Linked DNA regions of Homo sapiens: region 2 is linked to region 1. Evidence: chromatin loops called from intact Hi-C (ENCODE). Cell type or tissue: mammary epithelial cell. All regions are shown on one strand.

Evidence for each region. Hi-C counts contacts between places; a loop is a spot of excess contacts. Peaks named below come from ENCODE experiments on the same cell type or tissue, not always from the same donor. Only the 100,000 strongest peaks of a DNase experiment are listed, where the experiment ranks them.
Region 2: it touches region 1 in a loop (2.8-fold over the local background); 6 of 110 quality-filtered maps call a loop at or near these places.

What each region holds. Positions count from the first base shown.
Region 1 is chr14:51,379,850-51,384,849 of GRCh38, reverse strand. No RefSeq gene overlaps it. Among named protein-coding and RNA genes, the nearest start is that of LINC02310, 15 kb to the left of the region's middle. In mammary epithelial cell, no CTCF peak of the experiment used is centred here; a DNase peak (open chromatin) is centred at 2,159; H3K27ac peaks cover 2,287 bases.
Region 2 is chr14:51,302,613-51,307,612 of GRCh38, reverse strand. It overlaps LINC00519 (long intergenic non-protein coding RNA 519), which reads left to right. Exons shown (of 2, transcript NR_145423.1): 2 at 2,773-3,302. Among named protein-coding and RNA genes, the nearest start is that of LINC00519, 23 kb to the left of the region's middle. In mammary epithelial cell, no CTCF peak of the experiment used is centred here; DNase peaks (open chromatin) are centred at 2,452 and 3,022; H3K27ac peaks cover 1,014 bases.

The DNA.
Region 1 (5,000 bases):
AAATTCCCCAAAAGTTATAAAGACAGACCAAATCTTGGTACTTAAAACTTTGAAACAGTTTGTGCTGTAAAGATTTTTTTAATCTTATCTGCTTGCCTGCTATGAGTATCTTCCCAGTTGTTTATTAACTAAGGATTTTCCTTTTCTTAGGCCAAGAGTATTAATAAGGGGCATTTAATTGATCCATTTCCTTGGTATCCTTTGTGAGCTCTTGATGCTAGTGGAAAACATACTCATTTTTATGTATGTTCCTTCTTAGAACTAAAAAGCGTATATATTAGGATTGTTCATTACAATAGTAGCAACAGTAGCTCTATCAGATACTGTCAGAAGCCCCGGCTTCCTAATTTATTGTTTTTTGTCTTTTGCTTTTTTTTTCAAAGTTGGCATTTCTTTGCCACGGGGAAAATGACTTGATCCTTTAGTGCTGCAGCATAGACACGGAGCACACCCCGGGGGTGTGGAAGCGGGAGGCAAGCATGTGAGATGTGGGCCGGGGAAGTCCTTTAAATTCAGCTTTTCTCAGAGCTCTATTAGAATTCATGTCTCCTTTTTGACTCAGTAACTTCGGCAAGTGGCAGAAAGTTTGGAAAGTGTCCAGAAAACAGTTGTGAAAAGTATTAAAAGGCCAAGGAAATAGGTCATATGAGAAACCTAAAGGAACCTAAAGGTTAGTCATTCCATAAAAGAGAAGCCTATGGTGGGATTGAAGATCTGTCTTCACATCTGGGTAGAGCTATTATAAGAGTGATGGTGGCCCCCCCATGATGGGGACTGAGGCTCAAAATGAGGACATCTATAAGGGCTATAAGACCCTAGGACTGGTTGTCAAGCAGGGGAGCTGATTTTTAAAAATAGGCCAGAAGTATCCTTGCTTCATGTTGCCTAAGGATAGATTTATACTCAACTATTCACAAAAGGACTGGCCCCATTTCGGGGACATTAATTATTCACATAGTCCAGTGAGATGCAGAGACTAGGCCAGAAGGGTAAAATTCACCTGGCTCCAGTTTCCCTTGTTATTTTGTGTTCAGGAGATTCTTCTGGTGCAGCACTCTATTTGCTGATGGTAGTGTGGTCTCAGTAGATCACCCAGGGTCCTGGAAGGAATTCAGGTTTGGGATTCAAGCAGACCTAGGTTGATACTCCATCTCGGCCACTTTGTCAGTTGCTAGGTTCTTAATTCTGCTTTTCAGAGCTCTATTTTCTTAATCATTAAGTGAAGATAATAATACACACTTACGTTTTAAAAATGTTATGAAGATCAAGTGAGACAAGATAATGTAAAACGCCTTGTCTGCAGTAGGTGGTTACTAAGTCTTGCTTCCTCTCCCTTTCTGTGACTGGGCAGGATTGTAGGAAAGGGAAGAGTGGAAGAGTATCTAGATGAAGCGTAAATAGGGACCACATATATTTTATAGCTGAATTTCAATTTTTTGAATGCCAACAATGTGTAAAAATGACCCTCAAGTCAACTAATCATCAAGTGATAGCTCCAGGAGGCTCAGATCCCTTTTGATTGCACTCCAAGATATATTGCATTTCTCAAGTGCTTTCTGAGTGCCAGGTTCTTCGCTGGCACTTTACATCCTCACCCAACAGCTACGTGTTATTGTCCCTATTTTATAAATGAGGAAACTGAGGCACGGAAAGATCATGTACTTGCTAATTAGGACACATGGCAACCAAGTTCTGGAGCTAGAACTGGAACGCAGGTTTATTCCGGTTCCAACACCTGAGATGGTGAAAAAGAAGAGAGGAAATAATAGGTCTCACTCATGCGTAGAGTCCTCGGGGGATAAAGCCAGACTTAGAATTTAAAGCTACCAAGTTCAGAGCAACTGGGGAGCCACTTTGTCAGGCCCTGGCACCTGAAATCTGTTACATTTCTAAATGCCATTAAAAAAGATGTTCCCAGGAGTCAGGCCAGAGCAACCTGCTTGAAATCCACCTAATAGGTGTATTACAAGGAAGATAGAGGACTGTTTACTTCCTCTGACCTAATCTCTTTATATCTTAAGTGGATTTCTGAGGGTACAGTAAAAGCTCTCTCTGCTTCTGACACAAGTAAGCCTTGAGTGTCACTTGATTTATGCGTCTTCCCAGCTTGTGCCAGCATGCCTCTACCTACAAATAGCTTTCCATTCACCTAAGGCGTACAAGTAGGAACAGAGCATTCTGACTCACCAGCAGGCAGTTCCAACCTGGTGCTACTTGCCTTTCTTCACCCAGTCACCAAGTTAATGGGTTGTATTAACAGTGATATTTATAGACAACAAATGAACCCCAAAGCAGCAGTGGTGCCCTTCCCATTTAAAAAGGGCCTATTCATCATGGCTCTCCCACATGCAGTACTGCTATTTCCTTGTGTCCCTTCTCTCAAAGTGATTGCCAGATAGTGCAAATGTTTCATTTCCTTTCACGTAAGAATTTTTTGGCTACAATGATTGAGATGAAAGAGTAATAAAAGAACGTAGATGATGTTGTTCCTGCTGTTTTGTATTCTGGTTATTTTATCCCATCACACTTAGAATAAAATAAAAAATTATTCCTATAGCCAACAAGGCCTTTTGTTGTCTGGTCCCCTTCCCCCTCCATGTACACACACACACACTCACACACACGCACACACACTCTCACCCCCACTACAGCTCTGACTCCTCTGCCATCTCTCCCTTCCCTTTCATCACTGGACACCAGCCACTATGGCCTCCCTGTTGCTCCTGCAACACACCCAGCACATGAACACCCCAGGGCATTAGCACTTGCCTTTCCAGATGGAACTCTCTTCCTTTACAAAGCTTCGTGAAGCACTCCCTTAGTCCAAGTGTCTGCTGAGATATCTGAACAAAGAGAACTTCCCTGACCACCCTCTCTAACACAGCACCTTCAATCATTCTTTATCCCTTTAGCCTGCTTTATTTTTCTTCTTAGCACTTATCTATTTGACATTGTTATATATTTATTGTACTCAGTCCACATACACACATGCACACGCATGCATATACACTCACATATGCACGCACGCACACTCAAATGGAAGACCCATGGGGCAGGGCTTGGCTTTGTCTTGTTCACTGTCACAGCCTGAGCATCTAAAACAGAGCCAGGCTCACAGAAAGGGCATGATAAATGGTGGTTGGATGGATAATTGTTTTGTCCTCACCAAACAATCTTAGTCAAACTCTTTTAAGGTATGATAAAGTATCTAAAAGTTCTGGCTGGGTGCGTGGCTCACACCTGTAATCTCAGCACTTTGGGAGGCCGAGGCGGGCAGATCACGAGGTCAGGAGATCAAGACCATCCTGGCTAACAGAGTGAAACCCCGTCTCTACTAAAAATACAAAAAAAAAAATTAGCCAGGCATGGTGGTGGGCACCTGTAGTCCCAGCTACTCGGGAGGCCGAGGCAGGAGAATGGCGTGAACCTGAGAGGCGGAGCTTGCAGTGAGCCAAGATCGCGCCACTGCACTCCAGCCTGGATGACAGAGCGAGACTCTGTCTCAAAAACAAACAAACAAAAAGATATCTAAAAGTTCTATACATCATTGTCAGCTGGCCTCATGGAATGTTAGCTTTAATTTAAAAAAAAATAACACTGCTTTTGATTTAGAAGGAAGAATCTGGTACAGGGAAAAAAAAGAAAAGAGAAATTAAAATGTTGACAATCTGGTTACCAGTTATAATGATACAATAATTTTAGTTAAAGAGAGTGGCTAGACCTATTGCTGTTTCTGAACTAGATTTGGATCTTAAACTTATATAGAAACATACTCCAAAGAGTGCTAAATTCTGAGGCACAGTATTTCATAAATCAATACAAACACCATGAAAAATACAGTTGGTGTTCCAAAAAGAAAATGTCTTAATCTTACATTTTACACTAGAGGAAGCAGAGTCCATCGGTTACTGGAGGTCTTGAAAAGTCAGTGGGAGATGGAAGGGCTAAAACCCATGTCGTCCCCTGGCTAATTTTTTTTCCAAAGTTGCTTATTTCTTCTACTTGCCTCTCCCTCTGAGCTTTTATACTAACACATTTTCATGTCTTTTTGCATACAATCTACTTGTCTCTTACTTTTTCAAAGGGAAATTTATGCTTATCTTCAAACCCAAGCCAACATTTCCCAAATTGCATTCTACATAATAACCAATATATTTACAAATATTCCTCAAATTAAAAAATATATATACATACACTCACATATATACATATATTCAAATAAGTTTAGGGAAAATCTAATGGTCTCTCTCTCATGAATATGTAGTACCCATTAGCCCACTAAACCTGAGAAGTCATGCTATAAAGAAATTGTATATCTTTGTTTAGCTCAGTGCTTCTAGAACTTATCCGACCAGAGAACATTACTTTTTTCCCTAGAAACTTCTCATAAACATAATTGAAGAAATACTTCTTTCTCTCTATACACATATATGATAAACACATAGGCATTTACAATACGTTGTTTGTACATGAACATAAACGTACAAAAAGAAGATTGCATATCATGTGCATGTTGTTTGAAGTGCAAATATGTAGCTTATTGGAGGAATGGACAAGTTAGAGCACCTTAAGAGGTCCAGCAGAGCTAAGGTTGCAGGTAGCTGGTACAAAGGAGAATAGGGTAGCAAGCATAGTAAGCATGCTGCTTAATTTTTTGTTCAGCATCCTTTTTCTAGAAACTGCCTCTACCTACTCACACACCACCCAAATAAGTGTAGTAGGAAATACCATGTCTCCATACTGTGGAATTCCTGACCTCACAGCTGTAGTTAACTGGGATGTGGGTAGCTTCCTCTGCTAAGCTAGGCCAATTAGCTCCTTTCCTAGGAATTTTGGATCCATGACTGAAAGATCTTAAGCAAAAGAATAAAGTTGGCATTGGGAGAGGAGTGGAGACAGAGACTGAGAGAAAAGAGGCATTCCTGAGGACCCCCATCCCTGACTGTCCCCCTGGGGCCAAGCTTCATCCTCAACTTGGAGTCCTGAGATAACTCCATACT
Region 2 (5,000 bases), 77 kb after region 1:
AAGTATTATAGGAAATGGTTCTACAAATATGTTGACTCTTCTCTTTAAAAACTGTAATAAAAGTGTGGGCTTAAGTTATGGGGCCATTTTCCATGTATTTGATTTCAGTCTTTTCTAATAAGGTACTTAGTGTTTTTTTAATGGACATATTATAGATCTTTGTCTATAATGGACAGATTTAGCACTTTATCAAGACAGAGGGGTCACCCTTTCCAGGAGTTTTATAGAAACCTTGGCAATTATTGCAACGCAGACAAAATGGGGCTGATCATAGCACCCACTTAAATATGATTGACTTTATTTCACAGAAAGGTCCGTTATTACAACGACACAGATAAATATTCGTCTGAATACCCAATATCAATTTGGCTGACCTAGCAAAGATATGGCCTTGTTTCTTTTTCAAATATATTCAGCCTCTCCTTTCTGTCCTTCTATAGGGATGAAGGAAGTTTGGTATTAATTGGAATAGTCATTCACTCATTTAGCAAGCACCTACTCTCTGCCAAGGACTGTGCTATTATGAATAGATATTGGTTATTCATTAATGAGCACAATAGTCTAGGGTCTGTCCTCAGGGAGCTTACAATGCAGAGGGGGAAGAGACAGACAGCAGAGAGGGGAGGGAGAAGGACTTTCTAGTAGAAGAAACACCATGTCTTCCCTACTCTGAATCAGAAAGTTTCGAGTATTCAAGAAAATCAAAGTCCAGCATGTATCAATCAAGCAGGGTAGATGAAAAGGAAAGTTGCTTGAGATGAGACTGAAGTTGGGTAATGGGCAGGCCACATGGGACTTGGACCCTCTCTTAATTTTTTTTTTTTTTCATTTTATCTCAAATGCCCTCAGAGCTTTAAACAGGGGGTACAATGTGACACAATTTCCATTTTAAGAAAGTCACTCTGGCTGTATGAAGAATGAACTGGTAGGGTTAGTGTAGAGATGGTGGAGTAAGAAGAACTGTTGTAGAAGCCCAAGCAAGAGGTAGCAGTGACCTAGACTGGAGTGGTAGGGATAGTAATGGCATGAAGTAAATAGACTGAAATATATTCGGAAGTAAAATCTTAGAGGGGTGAATATGGATGCGAGAGCTCCTGGTTTCTGGCATGAGCAAGTCTCCATTTTGCACAATAGGAAGAGAGGACGAAGAGCTAGAATGAGGAAGCAGAGTAACGGTTCCCTGTTGTTGAATGCAGCTGTTATTGAATGCAATTGGATACATTGGTCTGAAGCTCAGCAGAGCAGAGTGGGCAAGAGATGCAAATGTGGGGGTCATCCGCTTAATGCTGGTATTAGGCTGTGAGTACAGGACAAGGAGGACATGTGGGCTTGGAAATGTGAGCAAGAACAATGAAAGTTCTTGGGAGCCAAGAAGAAGTTGGATCAGAGGCCTAATAAGTTTAAGAGAATAATTCTTGACATCCCTTGATCTAATCGCAGATCTATATGAGAATATGGAAATGTTTGTACCTGCTCCCATTATGCCCCTAAATCACAGATCAAAACAGTAGCATCTCTGTGCCTATCTCTACATCACAAGTTAACTTCATTTTCAACTTTTACTACAAGTTTCCTCTCCCACTCAACTATTTTTCAAAAGAGAATGACATTTTTATCACGGCACAAGTTTTACTATCTAAGCAATCTTGGGTAGAGGAATGCTTCCCAAATACCAAACTGTGACAAAATGTTGTTCACCAATCCATGACAAAATAACAAAACTAGAACCACAGAACATATATAATGTCAAGATAAGGTGGCCAATAATCACTTCCTGGGATAGATGCTCCATTATTCTGAAATCATGTCAGTTCTACCCTTTTAGTATTAAAATATCCTTTCTTTTAAGAAATAATGGTGATAGATTTTTTTTTTTTTTTTGAGATAGAGTCTTGCTCTGTCGCCCAGGCTAGAGTTCAGTGGTGCAGTCTCAGCTCACTGAAACCTCTGCCTCGTGGGTTCAAGTGATTCTCCTGCCACAGCCTCCCAAGCAGCTGGCATTACAGGCATGCACCACCACACCTGGCTAATTTTGGTATGTTTAGTAGAGACGGGGTTTCACCAAGTTGGCCAGGCTGGTCTCAAACTCCTGACCTCAGATGATCCACCAGCCTCGGCCTCCCAAAGTGCTGGGATTACAGGCGTGAGCCATCACACCCAGCCAAGACTTTTTTTTCTGATGTCCTTACTTAGCAAAATAAAAGATTAATAATTCTATGTAAAACTCTACTTTTTAATTGTACAAGTCTGTGAAATCCCAAATCAGGGAAGAATAAGAAAAGAGAAGAAGAGAAGAACAAAGCGTCATTGAGGAGCCAAGTGCCAGCTCTCAGCTAGGTTTACTCTCTAGCTGAACCACTCCCTCCCAGACACAGCCTCAGGAGTCCCTAGGATTCACTTTTGTGCTTCAGCAGACACTACTAAATGCCATGTACATTTGAAGTTGTTTCCAGACAGTCAAAACCACAAATGTCAGGGTGCACTTTATTAGTAAAACTGACTCACTGTGCACTAGGCAAAGAAATTCCTGCATTCCACTCTAAGAACTGTAAACGGGGCCCCAGCTAGCTGTTCTCTCTTGTGCTACTTACCATGCTTAGATCTTGATTTGAACAAATCGACTATAAAAAGACTGTGCTGGCAATTGAATACATGCGACTATGGTCTGGGTATTACTTACTATTAAGGAATTACTGTTAATTTTTTTAGGTGTATTAATGACATTATGTTACGAAAATATAATTTTCTTTTTTCTTTTTTTTTTGGAGACAGGGTCTTGATCAGGCTGGAGTGCAGTGACATAATCACAGCTCACTGCATCCTCAGACTCCTGGGCTCAAGCAATCCTCCCATCTCAGTCTTCCAAGTAATTAGGACTAGAAGTGTGTATTAGTCTGTTCTCAAGCTGCTGATGAAGACATACCCTAGACTGGGCAATTTGCAAAAGAAAGAGGTTTAATGGACTCACAGTTCCACGTGACTGCGGATGCCTCACCATGGCAGCAGACGAGAGGAGAATGAGAGCCAAGTGAAAGGGGTTTCCCCTTATAAAACCACCAGATCTCAGGAGTCTTATTCACTACCACGACAACAGTATGGGGGAAACTGCCACCCCCATGATTCAATTATCTCCCACCGGGTCCCTCCCACAATATGAGGGAATTATGGGAGCTACAATTTATGAGATTTATGAGATTTGGGTGGGGACACAGCCAAACCATATCAGTGTGCCACCACACTCAGCTAATTTATTATTTTTAGAAACATGGTCTCACTATGTTGCCCAGGCTGGTCTGCACTCCAGGGTTCCAGTGATCCTCCCATCTTGGCCTCCCAAAGCACTAGGATTACAGGCATGAGCCATCACACCCAGCCAAGAAAACATTATCTTCTAGATATGCACACTGAAGTATTTGATATAAAATGTATGATATTTGGGATTGCTTCATAATATTTTAGCAAAAATAAAATAAGTGAAATACAGCAAGCTGCTGAGCATTGATAAGTCTTGATGATGATGATGGTATATTTCACTATCTTACTTTTATGTCTGTTTGGAATTTTTCACAGTGAGAAGGAAGGAAGGAAGGGAGGGAGGGAGGGATGGAGGGAGGGAGGGAGGGGAGGGGAGGGAGGGGAGGGGAGGGGAGGACGGACTCTGTCCAACACCCTTATCATTTCATAATGACTTTAAATGGAAGGAAGATAGATTAATAGGAGGGAGCAATTCCCACTAGTATTTGTGAATACCTATTTTGGGTGCTCTCCATGACAGGAATGCACATGAAGGCACATAGTACAGTCTGATAGGGGTTACAACCAATGCTGTGGAGATGAGGAAAAGGAAACTCAGGTTAGCCTACATTACCTTTTTTGTTTGTTTGTTTTGAGACAGAGTCTCACTCTGTCACCCAGGCTGGAGTGTAGTGGCGCGATCTTGGCTCACTGCAACCTCCACCTCCGGGGTTCAAGCCATTCTCCTGTCTCAGCCTCCTGTGTATCTGGGACTACAGGCACATGCCACCACGCCCAGCTAATTTTTGTATTTTTAGTAGAGATGAGGTTTCACCATATTGGTCAGGCTAGTCTTGCACTCCTGACCTCAGGTGATCCACCTGCCATGGTCTCCCAAAGTGCTGGGATTACCGGTGTGAGCAACTGTGCCCAGCCTAACCTACATTTCCACATGGAAAATAGAAAGAGAACAAACTGGCTAAATGGAGCTACTTGGCTGCTAAAGAAATTCATTTCAGAGGAATTAAAAACAAAAACAATTATGTTGATTCTTAAGGGGCTATCTCAAAATCCAGGGACAACACAGACCCTGCAGACACATGGGCTCTGCCAGGATTGGGGCAGCCACTTCCTCCAGGCCCTTTTGTTAATTGGACCTGGCAATAGCTGTCACTCCCAGCCATCCTGACTCCGGTCCTTTCCATTTCCCTGCCACTCAGATAAAGGAACAAGAATTCTGACGCGGGGCATATGAAAAGGAAAGACAGCTCTTCCATAGTCACACCCAGAAGAGGGCAGATGAACCTGAGAAATAAAAATAAAATCCTAAGCTCTGCAGCTGACTGAACAGGCCCCCTCTTGGCCAAGGGGACCACAGAGAAACCTTGAAAACTGAGTTCCGAGCCATGATTGGATGGGAGTTTGGACAGGCCTAGTTATACCTCCTCCCTTGCTTTTCTTTCCTAAGGGTTAAACAGAAACTAGTCCTTGGGAAAGGCTTGCCCCACCATTGATTTCAACCAACCCCATGACTGCCCCTCCCATTTAGTGCCTTTGACACAAATGACCAGCATTCCTTCTGACCACAGAGTGGTTCTGGCCAGTCTACAGAGGATGTACACTGAGGATTTTTGTGTCCAATGCTTCACCTTTGATGCCAGAGGGCTGAAAATTCTACCCTCAGATCATGCTAACACAGTCATTTGTTGAACATACGACCCATGGAGAGGCATGAAGTTCAATTGTGCATGTGTATGTTTTTCCTT